3 separate regions of the Homo sapiens genome follow, and all the other regions are linked to region 3. Evidence: read pairs that join two places in POLR2A ChIA-PET (ENCODE). Cell type or tissue: MCF 10A. All regions are shown on one strand.

Region 1 (4,000 bases), 260 kb before region 3:
TTGGATTTCTGGATGTGTGCTATAATCTTATTCCTCTTTGACCCGAGTATCGGGTACGTAGTCAGTACTTACAAATATTTCTGGGTTTGGCTGAAGTCAACAGGTCTCCAGGAGCCCTGACAGTAGGAAAATGAACTCCATCTTTGCCTCCTGTCCTTCAGGCAAGCTGTTCAGAGGACATGGGTCGCTGGCTCGGGCTGCTGCTGGTGGAGATGGGCTCCAGAGTCACTCCGGAGGCGCTGCACTATGACTACGTGGATGTGGAGACCTTAACCAGCATCGTCAGTGCTGGGCGCAACTCCTTCCTGTAAGTGTCAGCTGCACTGGCCACACCTGCCCAGGACCTTTCCTGTCTCCATCCCTCTCAGAGGCTGAGTCCAGCCCTGGGCACTGGGAGGGAAGGGAGGAGCTAAGGAAAGCTCCGCTTCCTTGGTAAGCTGGAATGAGTGTCTTCCTCTTCCAGCAAAGAGTGGGGAGCTGGCTGAAGGAAGTAGCCCAGAGTCAGAGGCAAGCTGTGGATGGAAGGAGCAAAAGTAGAGAAGCCTTGGAGTAGTGGCCTGGGCTCTGCCCTCATGTCATGGGACTTTAAGCTTTCACACACTGGAGCATGGGCACGTGGCTAGTATATGGCATTTGGTACTAGAAGAGCCAAGTTCGAGTCCCAGCTCAGTCACCACCAGCAGTGGAAGCTTGCACTGGTTGCTTGCCATCTCGGATCTCTGTTTTCTGACTCATAGAATGGTGGTGATGAATTACCTGCCTTGCAGGTTGTTATGAGAATCACATTGGTCCTGTCTGTGACGCCCTAACACAGCCCATGACACAATGCTGCCTGCCATCTTGCTTTTACCAATCTTCTGATCTGCCTTAAGAGTTTCTGCCAGAATCAATGAGAGTGAGGACACGAAAGCACTGTAAGCTGCAAAGCATCATTGTCATTGTCATTGTCATCGTACATTTTATTTTCTAGATATGCAAGATCCTGCCAGAATCAGTGGCCTGAGCCCCGAGTCTATGATGATGTTCCTTATGAAAAGATGCAGGTACAGTCCCTTGGGGCTGCCCAGGAATGTGGCAAAGGCCACTTATTAGCTCTCCCTCTTTCTGCTCCCTTTACCTTCTGCCTCAGAAAGATCATTTTCATTTAAGCAGCAGTAGCTAGAAGGGGAGCCCCTTCTTATCATAGAGCATGGCTCAGGATGAGGAATCCCTGGCACAGGAGGCTGGGTGGTGTGGTGGAAAGAGACCCAGGTTGGGAGGAAGAAAGGGCTGTGCAGACTCCCAAACACTACCAAAAGGTGAGGCATCGTCTCCGGTTTGAGCAAGTTGCTGGGGCCCTCCTCCTGTTTACCACTCTGTGAACTTATCCTGCTGATTCCGTGGTGTCTGGGGCAGGTCCTGACTCTGGGACCACCCCGCAAGCCTTCACCTGGTGACTTTGTGATCTGGGAGCTTCAGCTCCCAGGCCAGTCTCCATGTTTTGCTTGCTAAGCCAGGGAGATACCAGCTTACTGATTTACAGTGAGGCCTGTGTAGCCATCACATGACCTGGAATGCTCCTGGCAGCATGCCCTGTGCTGTCTCCTCCCTCAGAAAGCAAGAGGAGAGCCACATTCCAATCAGACGCTGGTGGGTGGGTCAGGCCTCACAGTTAGCAGGAGAGAGAGGCAATTAAGCTGCCGAGGACAACAGATGTGTCTGCAGACAGGACCTCTGTCTTGGACAGTGCTGCATGACACACTGAGTTTTCACCTCTAGGACTCTCTTTTCTAGAAATTTGTCCAGTCATCCTTCTGTTCATATGGTCTTTCTTCAGACTCAGATAAACCTGTGGATGCAGCTTGAGGTTTTTCTCAGTTGCAGAGTTTAGTGGCAAGACAGCTTAGCACTTAAGGATGTGAAGTTTGAGTCAGACTCAGGGCTGCTGGTCTTCACTTCCTGACTCCAAAAGGATATGATAAAACCTACCTTCTTGGATAACTGCAAGAATTAAATAATACTTTATGTAAAAAAGTTTAGGCGGGGTCTGGGTGCCGTGGCTCATGCCTATAATCCCAGTACTTTGGGAGGCTGAGGTGGGTGGATCACTTGAGGCCAGGAGCTCAAGTCCAGCCTGGCCAACATGGTGAAACCTCGTCTCTACTTAAAAACTACAAAAATTAGCCAGGCACAGTGGCATGTGCCTATGGTCCTAGCTACTCGAGAGGCTGAGGCAGGAGGATCGCTTGAACCAAGGAGGTGGAAGTGAGCCAAGATTATGCCACTGAACTCCAGCCTGGGCAACAGAGCGAGACTCTGTCTCAAAAAAAAAAAAAAAAAAAAAAAAACAACGTTTAGGCTGGGCGCAGTGGCTCACACCTATAATCCTAGCACTTATAGGAAGCTGAGGTGGGTGGATCACTTAAGCCCAGGAGTTTGAGACCAGCCTGGCCAACATGGCAAAACCCTGTCTCTACAAAAATTAGCTGGGCATGGTGATGCACATCTGTTGTCCCAACTACTCGGGAGGCTGAGGTGGGAGGATCACTTGAGTCCAGGAGGTTGAGGCTGCAGTCAGCCATCATCACACCGCTGCACTCAAAAAAAGAAATTAGGACAGTGCCTAGACATTGGAAGGTCCTATACAGAGAAGTAGATAGTACTGTTGTTGACAACATCATTATTATATTACATTATTATCATATTTAACTCATGGTTTCCTAAGCTTTCACTGGATTTTTAGTATTCTTAATATTCTTCATGCACAAATGTATAGTTAATCTATTAAGTTATGTCACTTCTATCACTGGCTCATCTCATCCAGGACTTTTCTTCTTGAGGGAAGACTGTTTTCTTTTTGAGGCAATTCAGAAAATCAGGATACTTCCAAATGTTCTAAAGACAAAAGTATCGATGATAAATCAAATATAGCCACCCACAGTCTTTTGAGACTTTCTAATTTTCCTCTCAGCAGGTGCTGCAGTTTAGGGTTGCCTTCTGCTGCCCCCCAGCAGAAAGGTATGAGGTTCAAATGATATACTGCTAGCAAAAGTGCTTTATGATTTTTGAGTGCTATGCAAGTCTAAAAATGTAAGACCAAGATCTCAGAGCAAGAAGACTCCATACTGAGCAAAGACCGCAATACACCCTGCATTGATGAGTCTGCGCCTGCCTGAACTTGACTGTCTTCCTCCATCTCCCACCAGGACGAGGAGCCCGAGCGCCCCACAGGGGCCCAGGTGAAGCGTCACGCCTCCTCCTGCAGTGAGAAGTCCCATCGTGTGGACCCGCAGGTCAAAGTCAAACGCCACGCCTCCAGTGAGTTGTGTGTGGGCCTCCCCTGCTGACTAGGGAGGAAGGAAAGGAAGCAGTCTATAGGAGGGATCTCAAAATCAGTTTCCCTGGTGGGTAAATAAATGAGCAAAGTGAGATGCAAGAAAATACTCTACCGTAAGAAAAATCACAGAGCAAGCACAATGATAAAGGGCAGCTAGCATGTGGCCTCAGAGGGAAAATGACAGGGAGTTGGGGGGTGGGGAGGTACTGTAGGAAACCGGTACCCAGTTTTCTCAGGTCCCAACTATAGGGGAGGCTGCTGCTCAGCTCCAGCAGATGATCCCTATGCAGCAGTACCAGGCCCCTAACACCAGATTTGCCAATTACTTAAAAGAGGCCAGAAATCTAGAATTTAGGTGAAGTCTACTTATTTTTTAATATCAGCAACTATTTTTTTTTAATTTAGCACCAAATGAGGCCAAATAGAGAGAGAGAGATTGATGACAAGCTGTATCTGTTTCAGAGGCTAACAATTTGTGATTTCTGAACTGGGGTAGTAAGTGGAGAACTGAACCTATCCAAATACCCTGGAGCCAGCTCCCATGAAAGCCACAGCTCACCTTGGTGTCCCACCCTAGCTCTGCCTAGCACCCCCCAGGAGCTCAGTGAATTGCCTGATTACCACACTGCACAATAATGACTAAGTACACCAGGCAACTCTGTTGTAAATTCTCTTTTACTTCCA
Region 2 (4,000 bases), 140 kb before region 3:
CTCCTGGGTTCGAGCAATTCTCATGCCTCAGCCACCTGAGTAGCTGGGATTACAGGCGCACCACCGTGCCCAACTAACTTTTATATTTTTTTGTAGAGACAAAGTCCTGCCATGTTGCCTCGGCTGGTCTCACACTCCTGGGCTCAAGCAAAGCACCCCAGAATGTTGGGATTACAGGCGTGAGCCACCACACCTGGCCCCTTCTGTCAAATCTTCCCCATGTGACTCTGATTAAGACACTTGTCAGTGAATTTAGGACCCACTCAAATAATCCAGGATGATCTCTTCGTCTCAAGATTCTTAACTTAATTACATCTGCAAAGATCCTTTTTTCCAAACAAGGTCGCAGTCCCACAGATCCTAGGAATCCAGCTTTGGACATATCTTTTGGGATGCCACCATTCAACCCATCATGCTACCTACTCAAAAAGACCGAAGTAAACTGAAACATTTCTTCTAGCTGTGGGGTGGGGAATGAACTATAGGGTGGTGGGATGGAGGCGGAGTGGGCACGTGTGGGAGGAAAGGCCAAGAGAAAGTGATCTGTGGGAGGGAAAAGTCAGAATGTAGCATTCCTCACCCCTCCCCTGTCTGGTTTAAGCAAATGGCACATTTTGGTGCCTCTGCTGTGGCTGGGGAGATTGGAGGACAAAGCGGGTTTGCAGGAGGTGGGGATTGGGAAGGGAGGAAAGTTTTAGAAGTTTCAAAATGTTTCAAGTAGGTAGTTGGAAGACCGCATGGCAAGGGAGGGGGAATGGAAGCCTCAGATGACTGAGCAACCCAGGCTACAGAAGCCCCATCATCTCCCTCCTTAGAGAGCTCAGCATCTGGGGATGCAGCCACCTGGCAGAGTTGGCCATGATTCAGCTTGTGAAATCCAGGTTTCTCCCAGTCTACATTTGCACAACCAATTCTGTGAATTTAAATGCAAGACTTCTCATCTCCAATGTAAATTTCAGGATCCCTATGACTAATCTTTCCCCGTAATTCTGCCTCCAAACCAAGCAGGAGTGTATGCATAGTATGATCCCATTTTTGCAGGAGGAAAAGACTCTTTGTGTGGGCCTATAACAATAGCTAATCCTGGCTGAGCCAGACATTGTGCTGAGCTCAGCATACTTTATCTCATTTCATTTTCTCAGCCACACTCTAAACAAGGTGGAATTCTCATCTTCCGAGGAAGAAAATGAGACTCAGAGAGGTCACTCGCCCAAACTAGTGACCTATTGGGAGTTGTACGCTGGTGTCTTGGCCTTTGTGTCTATAATCATTAACGCCTCCCCCCACCTTTACGCCCACTTGTAGATACAAATGCATATAAAACATTCAAGCATATACCTACAAAGCTGTTAACAGTGGTTAGTTCTGAGATGGTGGTGAGAGGCTACCCATTACACAGTTCTGCCTCACTTTAAATTATCTTCAAAGGACTGGGCACAGTGGCTCAGGTCTGTAATCCTAGCACTTTGGGAGGCCAAGGTGGGCAGATCACCTGAGGTCAGGAGTTCGAGACCCGCTTGGCCAACAGGGCAAAACCCCTTCTCTACTAAAAATACAAAAATTAGCTGGCTATGGCAACGCACACCTGTAATCCCAGCTACTTTGGAGGCTGAGGCAGAAGAATCACTTGAACCCAGGAGATGGAGGTTGCAGTGAGCTGAGATCGTGCCACTGCACTCCAGTCTGGGCAACAGAGTGAGACTCCATCTCAAAAAATAAATTAATTAATTAATTAATTAAATTAAATTAAATTATCTTCAAGGAATCTGCTTCTCTAATTAGTAAATAGACATCTGTTCATCCAGAGAAAAATCTGGAAGAACATACACCAAAATGTCAACTGTGGTTCCATCTGGGGAGCATAAGCATGGGAAACGAGCTACCTTCCACACTGTATATTTTGATGTTGTTTGAACTTTATACGATGAGCATGTGCCACTTTTGTAAGCAGAAAAAGTAATTAAGACCTTTTTTTTTTTTAACGTAAAAGGAAGAATAAAGAGGAGGGTGACTCAGCAGCTGGCAACAGAGGCCCCACCTTCCTTCCTGTGCTCCTTTCCACCTCTCCCCACCCACATGCACACACCCTAACTGGAAAAACCTGGGCTCCTGCCGGCTGCGTCTGTCCTTCCCGTCTCTCCTCCTAGTGGTTGAACTGGGCCACCGCTAATCCCAGGGCAATAATATCTCCCCCTCACCTTTATTAGTGGCTTGTGGTTTATGGGATGCCTCCAGTGCCAGCTCATGTTTAATCCTCCCCATGATGCTGTGAGGTAGCTATTCTCATGCCCATTCTACAGACATGGAAACTGAGGCTCAGCAAAGCTAAGCTCCCTGCCAGAGGTCACATAGCATGTCTGCGATTGTGCCTGGGCCCAAATTCCCAGGCCAGGCTTCTTGAATGCTGCATCAGTTCAAGCTCATTTCAGGAACCTGAGGTTTGCTACCTAAAATCGGCCTGTTGGATCTTGTTCAGCCACATGAAACAGCAGATGTGCGCCTGTTCTCTGAAGAGCCCATCCCTGCAGCCTCAGGCACTCAGCCCTTCCCTGCACTGCCTTGGCCCTGGGGCTGAGCCTGAGAGAGAGGAATGGAAGGGCGCTTTGGGTCCTGACAGAGAAGCGTGGGTAAAAGGGAGACAAAAAGGGGGCAGACCCCTAGCATACACACAGATGGGCACAGGCAGGCAAACCCTACAGTCTAGGAAAGTGGGTAGGGGCCAGGCAAGGTGGCTTACGCCTGTAATCCCAGCACTTTAGGCCGAGGTGGGAGGATCACCTGAGGTCAGGAGTTTGAGACCAGCCCAGCTAACACGGTGAAACCCTGTCTCTACTAAAAATACAAAAATTAGCCAGGTGTAGTGGCGAGCACCTGTATTCCCAGCTGCTTGGGAGGCTGAGGCAAGAGAATTGCTTGAACCCGGCAGGCAGAGGTTGCAGTGAGCCGAGACCATGCCGCTGCACTCCAGCCTGGGCAACAAGAGTGAAACTCCATCTCAAAAAAAAAAAAAAAAAAAGTGGGTATGGGCTGGATCAGAATCCTGGATATGGCTTTGATCAAATCATTTAGTGTCTGTGGGCCTCAGTTCCCTCATCTGGAAAACGTGCATTACAGTAGCACCACCTTATAGAGCAGTTCCAAGGACTCAGTGGGGAATCCTTAGAGTGCATTTAGCACAATACCTGGACATAATGCCTGCTGAATAAGTGCTGCTTCTTGTTATTAACAAGACTGAATTGATCTGATCAAAGCAGCTCCCTTTGGTTTCAGCGAACATTTACTGAGTGCCTACTATGTGCAGGCCTGGGGTAAGCCCTGGGGATATTGTGATAAAGTAGATGGAGCTCTGCTCTCACACAGCTCCCAAGCGATCAAGGGAGGCCAACCCAGAAAGAGGCAGACCATTCCTGGAGGCCACCAGGGTGGAGGGGTCCATGTGAGGTGAGACCTTGAATGCCAGACTGAGCTATCTGAACCTTCTCCTGTTGGCCTGGGAGCCACGGAAGGTCTTAGAGCAGGGGTCGCTGACCAAGTCGTCTCATGTAGAAGTGGGATCTCGGTCCCTGCGGCCCACCCGCTTCCTGAGCCATCGTTGAGGACGGTGTGGTGGGAGAAGGGGAAGCTTAAGAGGGTCAGGCACTGGGCCTGTGAGGCCAGGATGGGGGCGTCTTGGCTCAGACAGGGTTGAAGGTGGACTCGGGGAGGCCACACAGAGACGTTAGGGAGGGGATTCGGTCCTGGAGTCAGTAGCAGGGGAAGAATCCATTTAAACTCAACCAAGGGCAGGGCTAACAAGCTTATCTGGGGGTGCGGCTGATCACTGCAGGGGCGTCTCAGGTGATTTTGTTTTCTTTCTGCGTGTCTGTGTCTTCCGTTTTTCTACATGGAGTGACCAGAAGAGATGAGGCCAGCTGTTGTTTGGGAGCCCCGGGATGAGACTCAAGGGGTCGCATCTCAGCGCAGGGCACGGAGGAGCTCCTGTGCAGCTGGAGGAAGGAAG
Region 3 (4,000 bases):
TCACTTCCCGGCTGACTTTGGACAAGCCACTTAGCCACTCTAAGACTCACTTAGTTTCTTTATCAGTAGGTTAGAATAGACAAAATATCAAAATTGAAGAGAACCTTAGAGATCACCTCAATCAGTTTTTAACTTGTACCAGACTTTTCTTTGAAGCATCCCTAATAAGCTTCTCTGCTTGAATGTTTACTTTTAGTGACAGGATATGCTCTCCAGGCAACTGATGTTATTATTATTATTATTATTATTTTTGGGACAGAGTCTCACTCTGTCGCCCAGGCTGGAGTGCAGTGGTGTAATCTTGGCTCACTGCAACCTCTGCCTCCAGTGCTCAAGCAATTCTTCTGTCTCAGTCTCCTGAGTAGCTGGGATTACAGGTGCCCACCACCATGCCCAGCTAATTTTTGTATTTTTAGTAGAGACGGGGTTTCAACATGTTGGCCAGGCTGGCCTCGAACTCCTGACCTCAAGTGATCTACCCTCCTTGGCCTCCCAAAGTGCCAAAGGGATTACAGGCGTGAACCACCGTGCCCCGCCAACTGATGTTATTTTTGAAATACTCAAATTGTTAGAAAAGTTCTTCCTTACATTTTAAATTGCAATGCATCTCCTTACAGCTTTCTGCATCCTGGTGGCCTCTAAGATCATACAGGTTAGGTCTAATCCATAGGGCTACTTTTTTGAAAAGTCCTCAGCTTCCCTTGCTTTTCTTTTTTCTTTCTTTTCTTTTTCGAGACGGAGTCTCGCTCTGTCACCAGGCTGGAGTTCAGTGGCGTGATCTCAGCTCACTGCAACCTCCGCCTCCAGGATTCAAGTGATTCTCCTGCCTCAGCCTCCCAAGCAGCTGGGATTACAGGTGTGCACCACCACGCCCAGCTAATTTTTCTATTTTTGGTAGAGATGGGATTTCACTATGTTGGCCAGGATGGTCTCGATCTCTTGACCTCGTGATCTGCCCCCCCCTCAGCTTCCCAAAGTCCTGGGATTACAGCCGTGAGCCACCGCGCCCGGCACCCTTGGTTTTTCTCTTCTGCAAGCTATACCACCCCTCTCCCCTTCAGTTGCCCTCATCTGTCACATTCAAGAGGAGACACTTTTCTGGTTTTCATGTTTTTCTGAGTGTAGAGTGGTGGTTAAGCAGCCTGAACCCTCAGATAGTCTGAATTCGAATACTGGCACTGTCACTTAGTAGTTGTGTGTCATGGGCAAGTTATTTTCACCTCTGTAGCTTAAGTTTCTCTCTCTTGAAAATGAGGATAATAATAATGATACCTATCTCTTAGAGAAATTGTGAATGAGATAATTGAGACAGTACAAGTAAAACATTTAGTATAGCGCCTGGCCCTTAGTAAGCAATATGACTACTACCAGCAGTAATAATAAATAATAAGCCCTAAATTAAGCCCTAAAAATGAAAATAAGAATAAAAGAAGTGGCAGAATGAGAAAAGCTAATCTAGTCCATTCCTGACGCTACAAACAAGGTTTGGTTGCCCCGATATGAAACTTTACATGCGTTTCATAGCAACTATCACTTTCAATGGTGGGTTTAGTGTCTTGCACAGGAGCCCAATAAGGCCAGGACCTTGTCTATCGTGTTAACTGTTGTGTTCTCTGTGCCCAGAACAGTGTCTTGCTCCCAGTAGAGTGAAAGAATGGACCAACACCGTCATGTCATGGAAGCGACTGGCCGACTTGGCTAAGGTTGTGCAGGGCTCCCAGGAGAGCTGGGGCAAGAACCAAGGGCTCCTCGGCAGCCAACACTAAGAATTAAATTGAGGCCCAGCCCTACAGTTTGGTGATTCGGGCAGGAGCAAAGGTATCCAGTAATACCGGGGTCAGCATTCCCACCGGGTGGCCTAAATGCCGGCTCCTGTTTTCTGGATGACGAGCCCGCGGAGAAGGTGGCTTAATGAGAGGCCGCGGGAGGGTGGGTGCCGGCACGTCGCTAAACTCCGCCTGCAATCCTTCGGGTTGGCTGCCAGCCAGGGCACGGTTCCGAGCCGGCCGGGGCTGACTCCGGGAGCAGCGAACAGAAAACAACCTGGCTCCAGAAAGACAATTAACAAAGGCTGGAGACCAGCCACCCCCTCGCGGCGCACGCACGCAGGCAGCTGCGTGGGCATAGCCGCGCCCGCCAGCGCCCTCGGTGGGCACAGCCACCCGGAGCGGCGCGGGTGCCGGGAGCTGGGCGACGCGCCCCTCCTGCCCCGGCTGCGCTGTTGCCCGGGCGGCCGACCTCCGTGCGTGAGCGCCGGCAGGCACCTTGCGCGCGCGGGTGAGTCCGCTGGGCGTTTGGGGCCTGGTCAAGCAGGATGGGGCTGGAGAGGGGTGCAGGAAACAGCTGCTGGGAGGATCAGAAAAGGGAGGTGGGACAGAAAGGCAGGATGCGACGACCTCCCGGGTCCCAACTTGCTTGGTAGCTAGCTTTGTGTCTTGAGCCTTATGAGAATGTAAGCCACCTGGTCCATATGGCCTACCCTAGTCGTTTTACAGGTGGGAAACTGAGGCCCAGGGAGGTTAGCCGGCCTGGAAAAACATTATTATTCTTTGTTCCTGTTTCTCTCTGCCTTCTTCCGTGCAGGATTTCAGACAGCTTTTAGAAAGAATGCATACATTATAACAACGGAAAAATACAAACAATGGTAAAGAATCCTTGCCAAGCAAAATATAATTATGAATAGACAGTCAAGGCCAGGAAAAAAGAGAACAGAAATCCGTGATCCATAGGTGAGGTGACTTGGCTAAGGTCCCTCAGAAAAGTCGTGCCAAAGCTGGGACTAGAAGTCAGAACGTCCGGCTTCTGAACGCCAGAAACTTACAGTGGGGAAGCAGACAGCCTGCCCAGGCACTGGTTCTTAACCTTCTGGGGGTCCCTGACCCCTTAGAGATCTGTGTCCACTCCCAGCAGAAGGGTTCACACAAAGCCTTGTGCACAGTTTGAGATTTGACATGAATTCCTGCTGTAAGGAATGCCTGCAGGCTGCTACTCAGGCAGGGTGGTTTCAGAGCACTTTCTTTGCTCCTTTGAAGGGAGGCAGCTGGTGGAGGAGTACCTGCTGTGCGTCCAGACAGCCAGCTGTGTGATCCAGGAAGCATAGTTTAACCTTTTCAAGGCCTAGTTTTATGTGTAGACGGGGGATGAGAGTGTCTGCTTCATCCTCCAGGTTATTGTCAGACTTAAGAATGAACATAAAGGCTAGTGCTTGACATAATATATGCTCAATAAAAGTGCTGACGATTATAGGGTGACTATAGTTTACAATAATCTATTGTATATTTCAAAATAGCTAGAAGAGAATAATTTGAATGGTTCTAGCATAAAGACAAATATTTAAAGTGATGGATATCCCAAGTACACTGATTTGATCTTTATAAATATATTAAAGTATCACAGGTACCCTGAAACTATGTACATCTATTATGTACACAGTTTAAAATTTAATTTAATTAATTAAAAAAAAAAGTGATGACACACAAAATCATCAAAGCTGTGGGAATTAGGAAAGGGTGATGACCTGGAAGAAATTGGGCTGTATCTGAAATAAAATACAATTTAAAAAATTATAAACATGAAAAAATAAAGTCAGCCCTATTATGACTTACAGACCACACCACATACCTTCGTGATGGTATCCTAAATAAGGGTGCAGCAAGGTACTACCCTCAATATTTGACTCCAAGTCAAAAGCTGAAAGTAGAAACTACCAGATACTGTAACAAGGAGTGTTTACTGGGCTTCACTTGCCTCTTTCAAATGGGGTCAACACCCCGTTTTTTTGTTGTTGTTTTTTCTTTGTTTGTTTGTTTTAGACGAAGTCTCGCTGTCTCCCAGGCTGGAGTGCAATGGCACAATCTTGGTTCACTGCAACCTCCGCCTCCCGGGTTCAAGCAATTCTCCTGCCTCAGCCTCCCAAGTAGCTGGGACTACAGGCACACGCCACTATGCCCGGTTAATTTTTTGTATTTTAGTAGAGATGGGGTTTCACCGTGTTGCCCAG

What was found. Peaks named below come from ENCODE experiments on the same cell type or tissue, not always from the same donor. Only the 100,000 strongest peaks of a DNase experiment are listed, where the experiment ranks them.
Region 1: POLR2A ChIA-PET joins it to region 3 with 14 read pairs; 2 of 35 experiments call an interaction of 5 or more read pairs at or near these places.
Region 2: POLR2A ChIA-PET joins it to region 3 with 21 read pairs; 7 of 35 experiments call an interaction of 5 or more read pairs at or near these places.

The regions. Positions count from the first base shown.
Region 1 is chr5:149,319,421-149,323,420 of GRCh38, forward strand. It overlaps AFAP1L1 (actin filament associated protein 1 like 1), which reads left to right. Exons shown (of 19, transcript NM_152406.4): 13 at 162-307; 14 at 971-1,043; 15 at 3,186-3,297. Among named protein-coding and RNA genes, the nearest start is that of GRPEL2, 24 kb to the right of the region's middle. RefSeq lists enhancers at 2,694-3,220, 3,221-3,746. In MCF 10A, no CTCF peak of the experiment used is centred here; a DNase peak (open chromatin) is centred at 1,591.
Region 2 is chr5:149,437,965-149,441,964 of GRCh38, forward strand. No RefSeq gene overlaps it. Among named protein-coding and RNA genes, the nearest start is that of MIR145, 9.3 kb to the left of the region's middle. RefSeq lists an enhancer at 3,230-4,000. In MCF 10A, a CTCF peak has its summit at 2,152; DNase peaks (open chromatin) are centred at 927 and 2,137.
Region 3 is chr5:149,579,348-149,583,347 of GRCh38, forward strand. It overlaps ARHGEF37 (Rho guanine nucleotide exchange factor 37), which reads left to right and starts at 2,151. Exons shown (of 13, transcript NM_001001669.3): 1 at 2,151-2,277. RefSeq lists an enhancer at 1,812-1,941 and a silencer at 2,022-2,201. In MCF 10A, no CTCF peak of the experiment used is centred here; DNase peaks (open chromatin) are centred at 1,974 and 2,864.